2 separate regions of the Homo sapiens genome follow, and region 2 is linked to region 1. Evidence: chromatin contacts called from ENCODE Hi-C or POLR2A ChIA-PET data. All regions are on one chromosome and are shown on one strand. Each heading gives the region's core, a stretch centred on a gene start or an enhancer-like site at or near the end of the contact. The rest is flanking DNA. Distances are from core to core; before and after follow the strand shown.

Evidence for each region. Hi-C counts contacts between places; a loop is a spot of excess contacts on that map. ChIA-PET counts read pairs that join two places held with the same protein, here RNA polymerase II (POLR2A). Pooled maps may share reads with other maps.
Region 2: a map of mammary epithelial cell shows a loop between it and region 1 (4-fold over the local background). The contact joins the enhancer-like site here to the promoter of PIK3R3 in region 1. A Hi-C loop is called at or near these places in 12 of 168 maps with a recorded cell type or tissue (GM13976, K562, PC-3 and 8 more), 3 of 37 single-sample maps with no recorded cell type and 10 of 50 pooled maps. POLR2A ChIA-PET finds 5 or more read pairs at or near these places in 12 of 52 experiments (AG04449, AG04450, GM10248 and 9 more).

What each region holds. Positions count from the first base shown.
Region 1 is chr1:46,129,563-46,134,364 of GRCh38, forward strand. PIK3R3 (phosphoinositide-3-kinase regulatory subunit 3) reads right to left here and starts at 3,067. Exons shown (of 10, transcript NM_003629.4): 1 at 2,285-3,067. The coding sequence starts at 2,390. The region is part of intron 1 of P3R3URF-PIK3R3 (P3R3URF-PIK3R3 readthrough); the gene reads right to left. It overlaps LOC101929626 (a long non-coding RNA gene), which reads left to right and starts at 3,809. Exons shown (of 3, transcript NR_125987.1): 1 at 3,809-3,828. RefSeq lists enhancers at 2,330-2,379, 3,620-3,849.
Region 2 is chr1:46,083,169-46,088,653 of GRCh38, forward strand. All of the region lies in intron 1 of P3R3URF-PIK3R3 (P3R3URF-PIK3R3 readthrough), which reads right to left. The region is part of intron 1 of PIK3R3 (phosphoinositide-3-kinase regulatory subunit 3); the gene reads right to left. Among named protein-coding and RNA genes, the nearest start is that of PIK3R3, 47 kb to the right of the region's middle. Within about 2 kb of position 1,568, at least 3 of the 41 ENCODE cell types and tissues checked have a DNase peak (open chromatin) inside an H3K27ac peak, as active enhancers do; they include PC-3, PC-9 and mammary epithelial cell, where a contact is called at or near this core.

The DNA of each region.
Region 1 (4,802 bases), core at 1,817-4,316:
AGAGCAGTTAGTACGCTATCACAGCAGTCCAGGAAGGAAATAATAAGAGCTTGATGTGGGGTGGGAGCTAGGAAAAACCTACAAAACATGCTGCAACCACTTCACTAATGATACAGTTTTAAATGTTTTGAAAACTTAATTTATCACATAAAACAAGGTTGACATTCACACTATTTCCATGAAAAACCATTCACTTCATAGGCAATGTTTCAGCATACTCAAGTGTGCTTCGTTTTCAAAAAGCTGTTAGGAATAACTAACCATATTCTACATTAAAGCTACAAAAGGGGTAATAAAGAACAGCATATGTATTTTTCAGTATTCTCAATAGAATCTCAGTATGCACAATTTCATTCAAGGATGAACATTTTAAACTCAAATGTTTATTTCCATGGAAAATAAAGTTTGGATCAGAATTTTCTATACAACCTTATAAGACCCACGTCTCCATATAGTTATAACAGTCAACTTTTCTTAAAATTATTTTTGGACAACTCAACTCAACTTGACCAGTATTTTTCTACTAGGCTAATATATTTCAACCATAAGTGCATTCTTCATTTTCTCCCCTCCTCCCTACTCACCTCCCACCCAACAAATTCCCTTTGTATGTCTGCAAGGCAAGGTACTATATAATGCAGTATAATTCTAAGGCAGTTTGAATATATAATTCTTATAACAGGAATCTAGAATTATTAACCTTACTTTTTACAATAAAAGTACCAGTGATGTACTAAATTTCTATTCATATGTATGACAAATGTATCTAACATGCTTTACCGTTAGGGGGAAACAAAGGGGGAAAGACACAATAGATGGGTGGCAAATCTTACAAACTTTACAAAACACTGAAAAGCTGCATCTGGATTGCAGTCACAATTATAAAAGCAAATAAAGCTCTGAAATAAAGGAAAAGAAAAAAATTCTAAGTGATCATCAAGAGTGAAAAAGGTTTATTCAATACTAGTTTTTAGTACAGCACCATTTAACACTGACTAATTGAAAAAAAAAACAGGATAATTCACCGTTTGCAAGGACACAGGAAACAATTTCTACATACCTTCTATAAGACAGTTACACTTCTTCACACTTGCATGGCTCAAATCCTTTCAAACGTTTCCAAAAATACAGTCTTATAATAAACGAGGTTCCCCAATGACACACATTTTATTCTGTAGACTTAGCCATAACACGTTTTAAAATACATAAAGAATTCATCCTCGACAGAAACAAGGAGTCACAAAGGCTCTCTACTTATTCAGAATCATTACATAAAACACCATCTGTAACTGCAAACAGGGTTTGAGAAAATCTGACAGCTAATAATCATAAAATGGGGTAGACTTTAAAGGAAAAAAAAGCCAACTTTTCCATTTTGCTTTCCTTTTCCTTTCCTACCAGATACACAAAATGTCTGTAATAGCGTCAGACAGAGCTTTAAAATAAAAATATAGTGCTATATATGTATACTTTACATTACGTGTATAGGAACACATATGTATATATCACACGTTCACAGGAAACAGAAAGGTTCCCTCGTTTTTGTTTTTGCTTTTTCTTTATTCTAGGAATTGAAGTTACATTAAACCCTATCCCATAAATTAAGTTAAATCATCATTAAATTAAAGAGTAATAAAATATTGCACGTAGATTTCTCTGAGCGACTATCTTCTGAGAAGGAAAACCTCAGACTAAGACCATGGCTGAATACGAACGCCCAATCCCTAAAAAAAATCACTAACCGGCATTTGTTTCTGCAAGAGAAAAAGGGAGTCTTACAATGAATAATCACATAACTCAGTTTCAGAAGTTAACCGGGGTAAAACACAACGAACCAAATTAGACAAATGTATGAAAGGACAAGCTTTCAAGAATTCGCCCAAAGTGAAAGACTGGTTTTAACCCCGGGATATAAAACATCCTTTGCAGGTAGAAGAGTCTTTAATTGAAAAAGAAAAAAATAAAATAAAGTGGCGGGCACAAGAAAAACCTGAACGACACGCAAAGGCAAAGTAAAAAATAATGATAATTTTAAAAAGGGGTCTCTCCTCCCACCCCCACTTCCAGCCCCCACCCCCACCTTCGCAGGACAATAGGATCAGGGTCCTAACTGCAAACTTTAAACGTGTAAACCAGAAGCAGTTTTACCGCAGCTGTAACTGCAAATCTCCTCATCCCGAACCTAGCGCACCCAGGAATACTTCTGCCCTGAAAACATCAGCAAGCTCTTGGTAAATACAAATCAGACCCATCACGAGATTCTTTTTTTTTTTCTCCCAAGTACCTGGAGGATCCATTTCAATATAAAATATCAGTTCTGTCGAATAGGGCATCATCACCTCCCTCCAGTCTGCGTCATCGCGGTCCATACTCCACACCGTATTGTACATCGCGCTGTCAGGGGCAGGTCGCCAGGAGATATATAGAAGGCATATATTTTTTATCTGGTATTTAAAAATCTAAAAATATATATCTGCAAAAGTTCCACACGGAAATGTACTTCGGGTTTTCCAACGGCCAGTACCAGTCCGGCCAAACTACCCGAACAGGGTCCTCCCCCTCTCTCCTACAGAACACAACAAAATGCCCCCGAACTTTCAAGCTATGGGCTTTTCTCCTCAGAGGATTACACAGAGGCTTGGGGGACGGAGAGCAGAGGTGTTAAAAAGCGGCTTCCCAAAAATCCTTTCTACACAGTCGCTCTCCGGGGAGAAAAGCTCCCACCGCCTCCAAATCTTTCCGCGGAAGCCACTTTTGTGTCCTTCGAAGGAGGGAGAATGAAGAGGAAAAAAAAGAACACGTTGGGAGAAACCCGGGCAAGTGACAAAGGAAGGCAAAAAAGGGGGCTGGAGATTGCGTTCAAGTTTCGGGGTCCCACTGGTCTGCAGAGAGCGAATCCCCCAGAGGCCGGGACTCGGGCTCCTCTCCGGTCGGTCTCGGAACCGAAGCTGCCGCAGCCTCGGGAATGGGGCCGGCCGGAGAAGTCCAGTCAGCTCGGCTTGTCTGGGCGCTCCCGCCGGGGTGTAAGAACCAACCCGACCGCACCAACTGCCCTCAAGCTCTGCCCGGACTCCAGCCACTAGAGTTTCATTTTAACGGCGCGGAGGGGACACCCTCCCCGCCCCATGCTGCCCACCCGCTGAGGCGCCACCCAACCGCGCCGGGAGGGGGGACAGCAGGCATCACCACCGCCCCTTCCACGCCGTCCCGCCTCGATGTACCGGGATTCTGTCAAGTGCCTGAGAACATGTTCAAAAAGCTGCTCTCCATCTCGACTTTCACGTCTCCCCACCGCTCTCTAGGCTTCGGCTCCCCAATCAGCCATCCGCGCTCTCCCCCAGCCTCAATCAGAATGGTACGATCCGGGCGCTGGCCGCACTCCAGGAGTCAGTGCCGGGAGCACGCGAGCCAGGCGAGGAGGGAGTGGGGCGAGGGAAGAGAGGCAAGGTGGGTGGTGATTGGCTGAGGCCGGTTGCCGGAGCCTGGAGCCTGCGTCTTTTGTCTGCCTTGCTCCTGCGAAGGAGCGGGAGACGGCTGCGCGCCCCAAGCGGGCCAATCAGGAGACAGCCGGCGCCGGCCGGTAAGGCGGCGATTGGTCAGAGCCCAGTTACTAAGCGGGACAAAGGCAGAAGGGGAAAAGAAAAGAGGAGGAAAAAAAAGAAAGAAAGAAAGGAAGAAAACGCAAACGGCGGTTACTGACAGGCTGGGCGAGCGCTCGGGGGCTCAAACTGCCTGGAGACAGGCGGGGCTCCTGCTGAGGCTTGGTCCGCCCGGACGAGTAAGGAGAGGAGCCAGGGAGGACCTGCTGGCGTGAGACGCCTCTGCCCGGTGATTGGCCGCGGGGGAAGGGAGCGGACACAGAGGGGGCACGTTCTGTCACTTGGCGGGGTGCGCGCTCTTCTGGTCCTTAGGAGGTCTCTGGGGAGACTCCTTTCCTACAGACCTCTTCACCTTGCTGGGACAGCCCTCTCCGCACCCTTGACAAGTTGTCAAAGCAATGGTCCCCAAACCCACTTGCCACCTTACCACTCAGGGAGAGGATGTGCCCGTGGCCCCTGCAACCTTCCTGGCTGCTACCTGACCCCACTCCCTGCTTCTCCCCTTGAGCAATTGGACATTTCTGAGGGAGGCATTTCGCAGTTCCTCTGTGCTTCCCACCCAAAGACTTTTGAACCCAGAGGTAACTCCCCACGCCTAAAATAGTGAGAGGTCTCAGCAAGCCCTCCTGCTCGAGTGCTCAAACCAATTAAAAAAAAAAAAAGTCTTGGAATTACAGTGCATGTGTAATTTCTAAGATAAGTCACAGGTGTTGGAATCTCTCACCAAAAGGGCTCTATTCTGTTTCCCTGACAGACCCTCTTCCTCACATACTCATTCCCACCCCCAAAGCTTAAATCTGGGAGATTGGCTTCACTATGAAAATGCTGAATATTTCCATGCATTTCAGAAACAGCTAATTAACTTGCTGGGGAACACTGAATAGCTAAAAGCAGATTTGTGTCTCCTGAAGATTGTGCCTGGAATTGCCATCCTGTATACCCTACAATACAGTCTGAGGAGGCCAAAAACTGCTCCATTTCCTCTTTACACAGGAGTAACAAAGCCCATTGTGTTTGAGTTGACAGCCTGATTTAAGCCCTAGCAAAACCTCCTACCTTGAGCATGTCTGCTATATTGATTCGCCTATGGAAGAGTTGCCACGTTTCACCCTCTACCTCCTAAGGTGGTTCTGCCTTCCTTAAAGATGCCCTGAGTTGAGACAGTTCCTGAGGGCAGACAGTCAAAATGTATATGGACTGGGT
Region 2 (5,485 bases), core at 318-2,817, 48 kb before region 1:
TTAACAAATTGTTCTGGAACAAGCAGATATCCACATGCAAAAAGAATGAAGTTGGATCCCTGCCTCACACCAAAATTAACTAAAAATTGATCAAAGACCTAAATATCAAGACCTAAAACTATAAAATTCTTACAAGAAAAAATAGGCTTAAATCTTTGTGACTTTAGATTAGGTAATGGTTTCTTAAATATGACACTGAAAATAACAAACAAGAAAAAAATAGATTAACTGCATCAAAATTAAAAACTTCTGTACTTCAAAGGACATCACCAAGAAAGTGAAGAGACAACCTATAGCATGGGAGAACGTTTTTGTAAGTAGAAATGATAAAATATATTTTTGTAAATATTTGTAAATGTATCTATAAATATATTTTTGTACTTGTATCTAAATACATAAAAGAATCCTTTCAATTCAATAAAAGACAAATGACCCAATTAAATATGGGGAAAGGATCTGAATATATATTTCTCCAAAAGACAAACAAGTGGCCAATAAGCACATGAAAAGATACTGAACATAATCAGCCAACAGAGAAATGCACATCAAAACCACAGTGAAATACCACTTCACACCCACTAGGATGACTATAATAAAAAAGACAGATAATAACAAGTGTTGGTGAGGATGTAGAGAAATTGGAATACTCATAGACTGCTGGTGGGAATGTAAAATGATGCTGCTGCTTGGAAAACAGTCTAACCTCCTCAAAAGGTTAAATGCAGAGTTGCCCAGCAATTTCACTCTTACATATACCCAAGAAAAAAGAAGCATGTATCTACACAAAAACTTGCACATGAATGTTCATAGTAGCTTTATTTATAATGGCCCAAAAATGGAAAACAACCCAAATATCTATCAACAGACGAATAGATAAATAAAATGAGGTATATATCCATACAATAGATTATTCAGCAATAGAAAGGAATGAGGTACTGATATGTTACAACATGGACGAATCTGAAAACATTTTGCTGAGTGAAAGAAGCCTGTCATGAAAGGCCAAATATTATATAATCCCATTGTCCAGAATAGGCAAATCTATAGAGACGGAAAGTAAATCAATGGTTGGCTAGGGCTGGGGAGTAAAGTGGGAAATAGGGAGTGACTGCTAATGTATAAAGGATTTCTTTCAGGGTAATGAAAATATTCCAAAATTGGCTATCATGATGGTTGTACAACTCTGTGAAGATACTAAAAATCACTGAGTTATACAATGTGGGTGAACTGCATGGCATGTGAATTATATCTCAATAAAGCTGTTTTAAAATAAATAAATATCAGGCTTCTGACATTACCAGATGGGGGTGGATTTGCTATAATCCATACTTTTTTTCAAAGTAGCTAAATAACCATCTTGTTTGAAAAGGATTTTATGTGACTTATAAAAGTAGCTACAGTTTGAACTATAACTTAGCAAAATTTATAATTCTTCTACTTACCCACTTAACACAAGAATTAACAGTGTAAACTTGTGCTATACAAAGCACTGCACTATAGCTATGAAAAGTTACAAAGACAAGGTGTTCCCTGCACTCAAAAGAACAAATCCAGAGAGAATGACACATAGAAATACCTAACTATAATACTCATCAGAATGGGGTAAAAAGCAAATTGTAACAGAAACCCAGCAAAAGGGAAACTTTAAGGTCAAACACTAAGCTTCTCAAATCTAGTCCTTAGTGATTTGAGTACATGACCAACAGGGCTCAAGAACCAATGTGCTTCATTGTATCAGCAGGTGGGTTACACTCTAATCACCTTCAAACGGTGTTATGGAGACTTTTCTACATCCCTTCACTGGAGGAGCTCTATATTGAGATGAGTTGAGCTGACCAGACTGCATGAGGAAGCTGCTATTTATGGATAATGATAGTTCACAGACAGCTCTACCACCAACAAACATGTAATGACCATTTCACATCTATTACAGAGGGCTGCCTCCTTGTATCTTGCTGTTCTCAACTACAGAAATGTAAGAAGAATGAAATTATTATAAAGGCAGTTGCTACATAAAGTTGCTAAAAGAACACAATCATAAGATCTGAACTGAATGCAATACTGGCCTATTTCTACATTCCTACTATCTATAATCACTCCACACATACATAGGCAAATATGTATTGAACACCTCCCATGTTCCAGAAGCTGTGAACATAACAATGAACTAGATTAGATAGACACAGTCTCCATACATATGGACTTTATAATCCAAAAGGATAAATTTCAAGATAATTCATTGTTCCTAAAATTGTGAGTACACTCAAATGTAGCTCTATCAAACTAAACTGAATCTTCCATCTAAATGTTTTACCTTCTCTGAGAGTTGCTCCCCACCCTCCCATGTAGATTGTAGAATATACTGGGCAAATGTGAATAAAAATTTATCTCCTAATAACCTCCTAATTGCATGAAGATAAGCAGATTTATATCTATCTTCCAGGTTGTGATATTATAAATAAAGGTAAAATAATTCCAAATCATTAAGCTTTTAAGTAGTTCAAAAGGACTATCTTGAGGGAAAAACTGATTAGGATACATTAGTTATCTTTTCAACTCCTTGACAAAGTAGTTCTTGCATTAGGTGAGCACTGCAATGCTGAGTGATAAGTTAGGTGCACCTAAGCAAATACCTTCTGAAATGAGTATCCATAAAATATATAGCACTTTTATTTCCATTTAGTAGACAATGAAAAATATTTCTCTTTCCATTTTTAGAAACTATATTACAAGTTTGGGTTTTTTTCAAAATTGTGAGACAGGGTCTCATTACGTTGCCCAAGCTGGTCTCGATCTCCTGGCCTCAAGTAATCCTTCCGCCTTGGCCTCCCAAAGTGCTGGGATTATATGCATGGGCCACTCACGCCTGGCCTATATTAACAAGTTTTAAAATATTAGCAATACAGAAAGATATTTTCAATTCCGTTTTAATTAATATGTAGCTATATGAAGAAACATAGAGACATATAGATGTTTTAAGTGTGTGTATGTGTGCATATAGATATGTGTGCATAGAAACATATGAAGAGTACACAAACTGTTAATAGTGAATACAATAGGGATGGGGAACAGCAGAGAACACTGTAGGTATGTATGTATATTGTATATGTTTTCTTTATATGTTTTAACAACAAAAATGGTGCCAGGTGCAGTGGTGTGCACCTATACCCCCAGCTACTCGGGAGGCTGAGATGGGAGGATTGCTTGAAGCCAGAAGTTCGAACCCACAGTGTGCTATGATTGCACATGTGAATAGCCACTGCACTCCAACTTGTAATCCCTGAACTTTGGGAGGTCGAGGCAGGTGGATCACCTGAGGTAAGGAGTTTGAGACCAGCCTGGCCAACACGGTGAAACCCTGTCTCTACTAAAAATACAAAAATTAGCTGAGAGTGGTGGCAAGCACCTGTAATCCCAGCTACTCGGAAGGCTGAGGCAGGAGACTCGCTTGACCCCGGGAGGCAGAGGTTACAGTGAGCCGAGATCGTGCCATTGCACTCCAGCCTAGGCAACAAAGTGAGACTGTCTAAGAAAAAAAAAGCAATCTGATTCACACCACTGTACTCTGGAAAGGCCAGGAACTGGAAGCACAATGCATCTCTGAAGGGAGGATTGAGTCATGTGGCCAGAAACAGAAGAGTTGGCTGACAATCTATAGAAAGAGCAGTTAAGTCCTTAGTTCTCCTCCCTACCTGCCCAAGCAACCAGGCAACTACCCATCCTCCACCCTAGATAAAGGCTGCCTGTCAACTCACCAGTCCAGAGAAACAATCAGAAAGGCTCTGGACTCTTCATCCATGTCCCTACAAAGGACATAAACCATCATTCTGAGCGAACTATCGCAAGGACAGAAAAACCAAACACTGCATGTTCTCACTCATAGGTGGGAACTGAACAATGAGAATACTTGGACACAGGGTGGGGAACATCACACACCAGGGCCCGTCGTGTGTGGGGGAATGGTGGAGGGATAGCATTAGGAGATATACCTAATGTAAATGACAAGTTGATGGGTGCAGCACACCAACATGGCACATGTATACATATGTAACAAAACTGCACGTTGTGCACATGTACTCTAGAACTTAAAGTATAATAATAAAAAAAAGAAAGATACAGCATGCTCAGTGCTGTGTTTTAGAATGTAAAAAAAAAAAGAAAGAAAAAAGAAAGGCTCTGGACTCAGGGAACACCAAGCTCGCTGAGAATAGGGGTGAGCCCTATATTGAAAACGGCATAACTAAAGAAAAGTTTACCAAACAGGTAGATTCCCCTATCCCTTTCTGGTTACCTAAACAATGAGCTGTCAAGCATATACCCCCAGTCAGGAGTTGGGAGATTTTTTCCACAGAAACTGACAGGACCCTAAAAAGCATCTAAAAATACAGATATTCTAGGGTTACCCAATGAAAAACATATTCATCTTTTTTTTTTTTTTTTTTTTTTGGTAGACACAGGGTCTCACTATATTGCCAAGGGTGGTCTCGAATTCCTGGGCTCAAATGATCTTCCTGCCTTGGCCTCCCAAAGTGCTGGAGTACAGGTGTGAGCCACTGCACCTGGCAGGTATTCATCACCTTATCACTTCTCAGTGAAGGCCTCCAGTTAACAAGTTCCTGCCCACTCACATGGAGCTTCAAAATGGATGAACATTGAAAATATTATGCTAAGTGAAATAAGCCAGTCACAAAAAGACAAGTATTATGATTCTTCCTACATGAGGCTACTAAAGTGTCAAATCCGTAGAGACAGAAAGTAGAATGCTGTTGGCCAAGGGCTGAGGGAAGGATGGAATAGAAGTTAGTATTTAATGGGTATAGAGTTTCAACTGGGGAAAATGAAAAAGTTCTGGAGGTGGATGGTGGTGATGGTTGCACAACAGTATGAATGTACTTAATGCCACAGAATTTAAACATTTTTAAATGGTTAAAAACAGCTGAGTGTGATGGCTCATGCCTCTGATCTCAACATTCTGGGAGGCCAAGACAGGAGTATTGCTTGAGCCCAAGAGTTTGAGACCAGCCTGGGCAACAGAGCAAGATCCCATCTCTAAAATAAATAAATAAATATTTTAAAAGAAACAGATAAAATGGTTAAAATGATAAATTACATGTTACATATATTTACCACAACTTAAAATAAAAAAACAACAGACATTTGAGGAAAGCCATTACATTAAAGGTGACCAAAACAAGAAGAAACTTGGGAGTAACCAGAGAATTAAAGGGAAAAAAAACTTCACAGACACACAAAGACAGCATAATATCTCAGATATATAAAAGGAAAGACTGCATCTATGAAAGACAAACAAGATCTATATCAAAGTAACATTCAAAGAACAAGAGCCCTTATATATTAAAATTATGCTAGAAAAATTTTTAAGTTGTTCACAATCTGGCAGGTAAAGCTGAAATCTCCCAGGAAGTGGAACAAAGAGAGAAAGTAATGAAAAAATAGGAGAAAGATAAGAGAATCAGAGGATCAA